Linked DNA regions of Homo sapiens: region 2 is linked to region 1. A link is an interaction called in ENCODE POLR2A ChIA-PET data of the cell type or tissue named here. Cell type or tissue: GM12878. All regions are shown on one strand.

Evidence for each region. ChIA-PET counts read pairs that join two places held together with the same protein. Peaks named below come from ENCODE experiments on the same cell type or tissue, not always from the same donor. Only the 100,000 strongest peaks of a DNase experiment are listed, where the experiment ranks them.
Region 2: POLR2A ChIA-PET joins it to region 1 with 5 read pairs; 2 of 35 experiments call an interaction of 5 or more read pairs at or near these places.

The regions. Positions count from the first base shown.
Region 1 is chrX:19,856,614-19,860,613 of GRCh38, reverse strand. All of the region lies in intron 1 of SH3KBP1 (SH3 domain containing kinase binding protein 1), which reads left to right. Among named protein-coding and RNA genes, the nearest start is that of SH3KBP1, 29 kb to the left of the region's middle. In GM12878, no CTCF peak of the experiment used is centred here; a DNase peak (open chromatin) is centred at 3,951; H3K4me3 peaks cover 705 bases; H3K27ac peaks cover 2,339 bases.
Region 2 is chrX:19,661,446-19,665,445 of GRCh38, reverse strand. All of the region lies in intron 6 of SH3KBP1 (SH3 domain containing kinase binding protein 1), which reads left to right. Among named protein-coding and RNA genes, the nearest start is that of MAP3K15, 150 kb to the right of the region's middle. In GM12878, no CTCF peak of the experiment used is centred here; no DNase peak of the experiment used is centred here.

The DNA.
Region 1 (4,000 bases):
AATGTACGATTTTAACCGTTTTAAGTGTACAATTCAGTGGCATCACGTACATTCTCAAGGTTGTGTAACCATTATCTGTTTCCAGAACTTTTTCATCATCTTAAACAGAAACTCTGTACCCATGAAGCAGTTACTTTTCATTCCCCCTCCCCCCAGTCCCTGGTAATCACACTTGTACTTTCTGTCTCTATGATTTTGCTGTTATGGGTACCTCATATAAGTAGAATTATACAATATTTATCCTTTTGTGTCTGGCTTCTTTGACTTAGCTTTTGAGGCTCATCCATGTTGTAGCATGTATCAGTACTTCTTTTTTTTTTTTTTTTTTTTTTTAGAGGTGGGATCTCACTGTGTTGCCTAGGCTGGAGTGCAGTCACTGTTCACAGGTGGGATCATAGTGCATTACAGTCTTGAACTCCTGGGCTCAAGTGATCCTCCTGCCCCAGCTTCCCGAGTTGCCGGGGCTACAGGTGTGTGCCACTGTGCCTGGCCTGTTCCTTTTTAAGGCTGGGAATAATATTCCATAGTATGGATAGAGTACATTTTGTTTAGCCATTCATCTCTTGGACACTTGGGTTGTTTCTACCTTTTGGCTAGTGTCATTTATGCTGCCATGAAAATGGATGTATGAATACTTGGTTCACATTTTAAAAGGAACTTGGAGAAACTGGAGAAGAGACAGTTTGGAGCAGGCAGAAAAAGGCACTATTTTGTGTTTCCCATCCCTGACTGAGGCTTTCACAGAAGCAAGGGAGATTGAGATGCAGTGGGGCAGGGAGATGGCAAGTGGACTCAGAGACAGGTGCCAGATGGTTGAGAGGCCAGGAGGGGACAGGGAGCCCAACCTATTATACTTGTCCAAAGGTGCTGCCACTAGGGGAATGCCCAGAAGGTGCAAACAAGCCCACTGGACAGGGTCAAAGGCCTAGGAACCAGTAGGAGAATGGGTTAAGACCACGATTTGCTGCAGAAAGCACAGTTTGCTCCACACCACCCAGAGCCAGGCAGGATGGTATAGGCATGGGTTGGGTTGAAAATTAAGTCCACTTAATATTTCTTCTTGATGTTTTTCAAATTTGGGGGACTATCTTCCAGTAAGAAATATATCTTACCTTGCAGCCTTGTAAACACACCTGTCTTTAGTTATGATTGAAATAGTAATTTCAGGCTGGGCATGGTGGCTCATGCCTGTAGTCCCAGAACTTTGGGAGGCTGAGGCGGGTGGATCACCTGAGGTCAGGAGTTCAAGACCAGTCTGGCCAACATGGTGAAACCCCGTTGCTACAAAAATACAAAAATTAGCTGGGCATGATGGCAGGTGCCTGTAATCCCAGCTACTCAGGAGGCTGAGGCAGGAGAATAGCTTGAACCCAGGAGGCAGAGGTTGCAGTGAGCCGAGATTGCACCATTGTACTCCAGCCTGGGCAACAGAGCAAGACTCTGTCTCAAAAAAAAAAAAAATAGTAATTTCACAACAAACATTTGATGTGCTCTCATATTTTCTATGCAGTTCTGTTTCATTAAAAAATGCTTCTTGTGACCTGGGTTCCTGGGTTGCCTTCATCTTGAAAACACTGTACTACACAAAGCCTCATATGCGAAGTTCTTTCTGCCAGTTACTTTTCTTTCTCTATCAAGTTTTTGTCCCTTTCCAGTTGGAAAATGTAAACCATGTAATTGATCACGTTTCTCTTTTTGTTTTGGCTATGAGGCAACACAAACCTTGGCTTGACCAAGCGATAGGTTTCTATATGGCGGTCATATACTGTACATACTGATGCCTTAACTTTTCCTAGCTCTTGACCTTCTAGCTATATTTTTCCTGATTCTAATTGGTCATATATTTTTGTTTTGTTGAATTCTTGGGAGCTGCCACAAATCTATATGGAGTGTGATGATGGAATATATAACAAATCATGGAGAACTTTTGATCTTGACTGAGATAAATTGTTGAGTAAAGTCTGCATCTTTAGAGATTTTGTTTTTGAGACAGGGCTTTGCTGTGTTGCCCAGGCCGGAGTATAGTGGCATGATCATGGCTCACTGCAGCCTCGAACTCCTGGGTTCAAGCCATCCTCCTGCCTCAGCCTTTGGAGTAGTTGGGACTACAGGTGTGTACCACCACACCTAGCCAATTAAAAACAGTTTTTCTTTTTGTAGAGATGGGATCTCACTATGTTGGCCAGGCTGGTCTTGAACTCCTGACCTCAAGTGATCCTCCTGCCTTGTCCTCCCAAAGTGCTGGTATTACAGGTGTAAGCCACTGCACCTGGTGAGATTTTATTTTTTTTGTGAAGCACGGTCTGGGCGATATGATTTTCTTTTAGCTTTATGATTCTCCGGTTTACTTTTCTGGCTTTTGTTTCAGATTACCTAGAAAGCAACCTCTTCCTTTTTAATTTAATTTTATTTATTTTATTTTTATTTTATTTTTTAAGATGGAGTCTTGCTCTGTCAACTATCCTGGAGTGTAGCGGCACAATCTTGGCTCACTGCAACCTCTGCCTCCTGGGTTCAAGTGATTCTCCTGTCTCAGTTTCCTGAGTAGCTGGGATTACAGGCGTGCACCACCACACCCAGCTAATTTTTGTGTTTTTAGTAGAGACAGGGTTTCGCCATGTTGGCCAGGCTGGTCTCGAACTCCTGACCTCAAGTGATCCACCCGCCTCGGCCTCCTGAAATGGTAGGATTACAGGTGTGAGCCACTGTGCCCAGCCCCTTTCCTTTTTAAAAAAAGGAATTTATCATAGTGGCAAAGGTAGAATTCAAGGAAGTTTGGAATTAGTGTGGAGGGAAGGTGTCATTTCATCTTTAATTAAGGCCGTTTTTACTTGTACTCACATTGCATAGAATTCTGTTTACGCAGGTGTTTTTGTTTGTTTGTTTGTTTTTTTAACAGAATCTTGCTCTGTCGTCCAGGCTGGAATGCAGTGACACAATCTCAGTTCACTGCAACCTCCGCCTCCCAGGTTCAAGCGATTCTCCTGCTTCAGCCTCCCGAGTATCTGGGATTATAGGCGCATGCCACCATACCTGGCTAATTTGTGTATTTTTAAAGAGATGGGGTTTCACCATCTTGGCCACGCTGGTCTCAAACTCCTGACCTCAAGCGATCCACCCATCTTGGCCTCCCAAAGTGCTGAGATTACAGGTGTGAGCCACTGGGCCCAGCCACAGGAATGTCTCTTAATCAAGCTCCTTGCTTCTATTCCCCTGCCTCATCTCAAGTTCCCATTCCCCTACTTGATTTACCATGTTTGCTGTCTAACTAGTGTGTTCCTGCCACCTGCAGCCTCTGCCCATGAGTCCTTCTGCCGCAGGTGTCATCAGAGAACACATATTTATAGTTATACTTCCTCTCTGCTCCCAAACCTCCAGTTACTCCCCAGACTTGCGGATAATGCAGTCTTTTGAGCTTGTATCAAGGACAGAGCCCATCTTGCCAATTGATTAGAGCACCCCAGCTTTCACCCTGCCCTCCCCGCCTCCAGTCCTTAGGTTGGAAAGCTCTGAGAGAGGATGAAATGGACAGACCATCTGATGCATATGGACCTCTTGAGAGATGATTTAGACCAGGGAGGATGAGTTTGGAGTTGAATCCATTTTTAAGTGAACTCTCCACTAAGCAAAAAAAAAAAAAAAAAAAAAAAAAAAAAAAAAAAGACTAGTATTAGCTCTAGGGGAAAAGAAACTAGTGATAGGAAAGAAACATAATCTTAGTGTACCATGTGGCTAGGCTTTTAGTAATGTTTGTGTAGTCATAAGGATGTAAATACTTGTGTTAGTTTTGTAGGGCTGCCAGAACAAAGTACCATGGATTGGGCACCTTCAACAACAGAAATGTGTTGTCTCACGGTCCGGGAGGCTGGAAGTCTGTGATCAAGGTGTTGGTGGGGTTGGTTCCTTTTGAGGGCCATGAGGTTCCTTTCGAAGGCTGTAGTTGCCTCTGGGGAGGGGAAGTTGGGGAGAATGAAGAATGCTTTTTTTCCATAAGAGACCT
Region 2 (4,000 bases), 200 kb after region 1:
TTATCAAAAGGCCATCCTCAAGCCATTTTACGAATGCCCTGTGACTCAGAAGTGTCACCTCAATTAAAGTTATCCTTGAACTCTTAGGAATCAAATAGGCATGGTTTGGCAAAGTGAAGGCAGAAAGTTGAGGTCTGTATCACTCAGAAGTTGTATTTCTGTTTTGTCATTTAAAATGAGGAAGGTAGAAATGCTAAAGATGGATTTACTGCCTCATTTTCTTTTTCTTCTTTTACTTGCTAAGAATTTTCACCCACCAGTGACTTTAATATGTTTTGCTCCATTTGTTTTGGTAACGTCTGCTCAGTCTGTTCTTTTTATTTTGAATTCTTAGTTGGGTTCTCATTGTCTCTCTCTATTAGAAGCAGCTTTTCTGGAACTTCTTGGGTAACTTTTCTAGATTATTCACAAAGTCGATAACAAGAGGAGTAGTGATGTAAAAAGTGTCAATATTTTTAGATCCTAGAGTCGTGCAAAACTGTCCTCTTGATGCAGTGCTTAGCATTGTCTAGTTACTACATTGGAAGAACAAGATGCCTTGTATATTTTACGTGTCTAATCATATATTCATCTTGCCTCAAACCCCTTTACTCCCTTTACATTCAGGCATTGTTAGAAGCTGAGAAAGTAGACATACAATACTGTTGTTTTTTCAATTCAGAAGAGGCTAAAACATTATGAAGCTGGTAACTCTATGCCCACACATGGAAGTAATCTGCCTGAGCAATACCTGTCACAATATCAACATGCAGTAGAGGTGAGCAGAATGTAATTCATGGACAACCTTGCTGTACTTTCCAGTGAAGGGTTATAGGATCTGTGACATTTTGGTATTATTTTCGTACGCAGTGCCCAAAATTTCAAACAACTCTAGGTTTCTATGACCTTTAGTCATAGGTCATCTGGCAGGAGAAGAGAAAAGTGGTCTGGATAAGAGATGAAAAGGGGTCTTGAGAAAATTAATGAGAGGCTGAAAGAGATACAGCTGGGTCAGGGAGTGATCACTAAGTTTCCAAGTAATAAAATTCATTCTATGGGGCCATAGAGCAGCAGTGTGTTTGTGTGTAGCCCAACCCTGACTTTTCCATATCAGTTGAAGACTGGCAGTTGATCATCTTGGCATGAAATTGAGTGGCTAGAAAGAAGTAAGGGTATCCTAGGGCATGATGATATAAGGCAGTGAAGATGGTTAAGAAATTAGAAATCAGGAGTGGTAGAGAAACAGTGGTCGTTGCAGTAGAGAGAGACAAGTAAACGGAGTCCATGAGGAGATATATTATGTAGGATTTGACAGTTGACTGTTCTGTGGTCTCTCTGGTGACTGAGAAAGAGGCGTCCCATTGATTGATTGATTGAGAGAGGGTCTTGCTTTGTTGCCCAGGTTAGAGGGCACTGACATGATCATGGCTCATTGCAGCCTCCTCGACCTCCCAGGCTTAAGCCATCTTCTGCCTCAGCCTCCTGTATAGCTGGGACTACAGGTGTGTGTGCACCACCATGCCCAGCTAATTTTTAAATTTTTTGTGGAGATGAGTTTTTGCCACATTGTTCAAGCTGGTCTTGAACTCCTGGCGTCAGGTGGTCCTCTTGCCTTGGCTTCCCAAAATGCTAGGATTACAGGCGTGAGCCACTGTGCCCAGCAGGGAGCCCCATTTAACTTGAAGCATAGTGATCAGATTGCAAATAATGGAGAAGTAGCCAATAATGAGAGTCGATAAACTCTTCGTTGTCCTATGGGGGGAGTATGTGGAAATCTTTTACTGAAAGTCCCTATAAATTTGGGTAGATAACCAACCGAAACCTATATGTCTGAAATAGATAAAATGTAATATCTCAGGAGTAGGGAATGTGTTGTCAGTTCCAACAGTACCATTCCTGGTCTTTATCTTCCTTTGTCACCATGTTCCGTGAATCTCTATTGTGTTTTCTCTGTGCGGAGCCTATAGCAGGTCTTTGTGGAAGGCACAAAGAAGGACTGCTGCTCTCCGGAACTTATAAGTGGAGAACATTGAAATGAACATTCTCCATTGTAATAGAAAAGGACAAGGAATTTCTCAAGACCAGAAAAATGTATCAATTGGGATATTTTACTGTGCACATTGTCTCCCCTACTCTTCCTGAAAAAACAAAATATCCCTCTTAAAAAATAACAACCACGAAAAGCACCATTTAAGAAGCACGTGATTAAAATAGGTGATTTCATGTTTTGTTTTTTTAAATGAGGGTTTTCTTTTGCATTTTGTGTGGCTTGGTGCCTTTGTGTGTGTTACAGAGAAAGCAGAAAATAATGGGGAAATATTTTAGTACAGGAAGATGAGAACATGCAAAATGAATAATGAAAGACTTACCATTTATTCAGATAATGAGGATTTAATTTGCCTAAAACTCAGGCATCTTAAAAGATAACTTACAACCTTAAGACTCCTGTTCCTCCCAAGACTTGCTGTTAAACTGAAGTTAAAATGAATGGAAGAATGAATGAATATGAATGACAGCCAAGTATAGACTTTATTGACCTTTTGCTTCACCAGACCAGAATTTACTCTACAAAAAGGTTCATCTTAACTACATTTACTGAATCTGTCCCCACCTCAAACTTGAATCCCATTAAAAAAAAAAAAAAAAAGTCAGTCCTGGTTTTTGAAGTCAGCAAAATCAAAGTATGTTCATGTTAAGTGGAGATGCTTGTCAAATAGCTGAGAAATGAAAGTATCTGTGAAATCTGTATAATTTTAAAATTATGATATACTGAAGTAAATAGTTCTAAGAGTAATAGAGAAAAAAAGTGGAACCTCAAAAGTTGGGGAGCCTGGTTTTTATCACACTTGTTTTTTCTCCCATTTGAGAAACTGTAATTACTTTGATTTGTGTTTCAAAAGAATTTTTACTCATGAAGAACTAGAGAACTGCTAGAAAACTGAACAATTAAGCTATGGATCCTCTGCAAATAGATCACAGCCTTTAAATCAATACTTCTTCAAATACTGGGAGATAAGGAATCTATAAGCATTATCCTTGAGCATATATGAAAAACGTTACAAAGTGAAGTTAACTCTTTTTTTCAGTCCCTTACAGATGTATGAATAAGGAATCCATGGGTTTAATTAGAAGAGCAGGAAATATGTTTTTGAGGTTGAAAACCTTTGATACAATGTCTCAATACTTTATTTGGAACAGCATGAATTGGAAATTACGTCATCTACTAGTCACTGAAGATATTAACTGTGAAAAACTATAAGTAGTAAAGGGTGATGATAAATGGCAGGGAATATTCTATATGGGTGGTGTCTTTCGAATTACCGTCATGACTCATTTTACATCTGATGTTCTTAACATCCTTACTAATAACTTGGAGAAGGAAATATAATGACACACAAGCGAAAGTTGCATATGATTTCTAGTTGGGAGATGTTGCAAACCAAATCAGACCTTATGGAAAGACATCAATAACGTGGAGGGGTAGAACATCATTTTTCGCTACCTCAGTGTATGCTATTTTCTTAGAACTTTATTTTTTCTGGCCAGGCGCAGTGGCTCACACCTGTAATCCCAGCACTTTGGGAGGCCAAGGCAGGTCGATCACCTGAGGTCAGGAGCTCAAGACCAGCCTGGCCAACATGGTGAAACCCTGTCTCTACTAAAAATACAAAAATTAGCTGGGCGTGGTGGCGCATGCCTGTAATCCCAGCTACTCAGGAGGCTGAGGCAGGAGAATTGTTTGAACCCGGGAGGCGGAGGTTGCAGTGAGCCGAGATTGCGCCACTGCACTCCAGCCTGGGCAACAGAGCGAAACTCCATCTCAAAAAAAAAAAAAAAAACAACCTTTATTTTTTCTGATTTTAAAAGTAATAACTAGTTTGTAGAAACATTAAAAGTAAAAAAAAAAAAAAAAAGTAAAAAGCTAAAAAGAACTGATAATTTAATCACCCTGGGGCAATCACTGTTAACTTTTTAAAATATTTACTTTCAGTCCTTTTGCCATACATTTTTAACTGGTTGA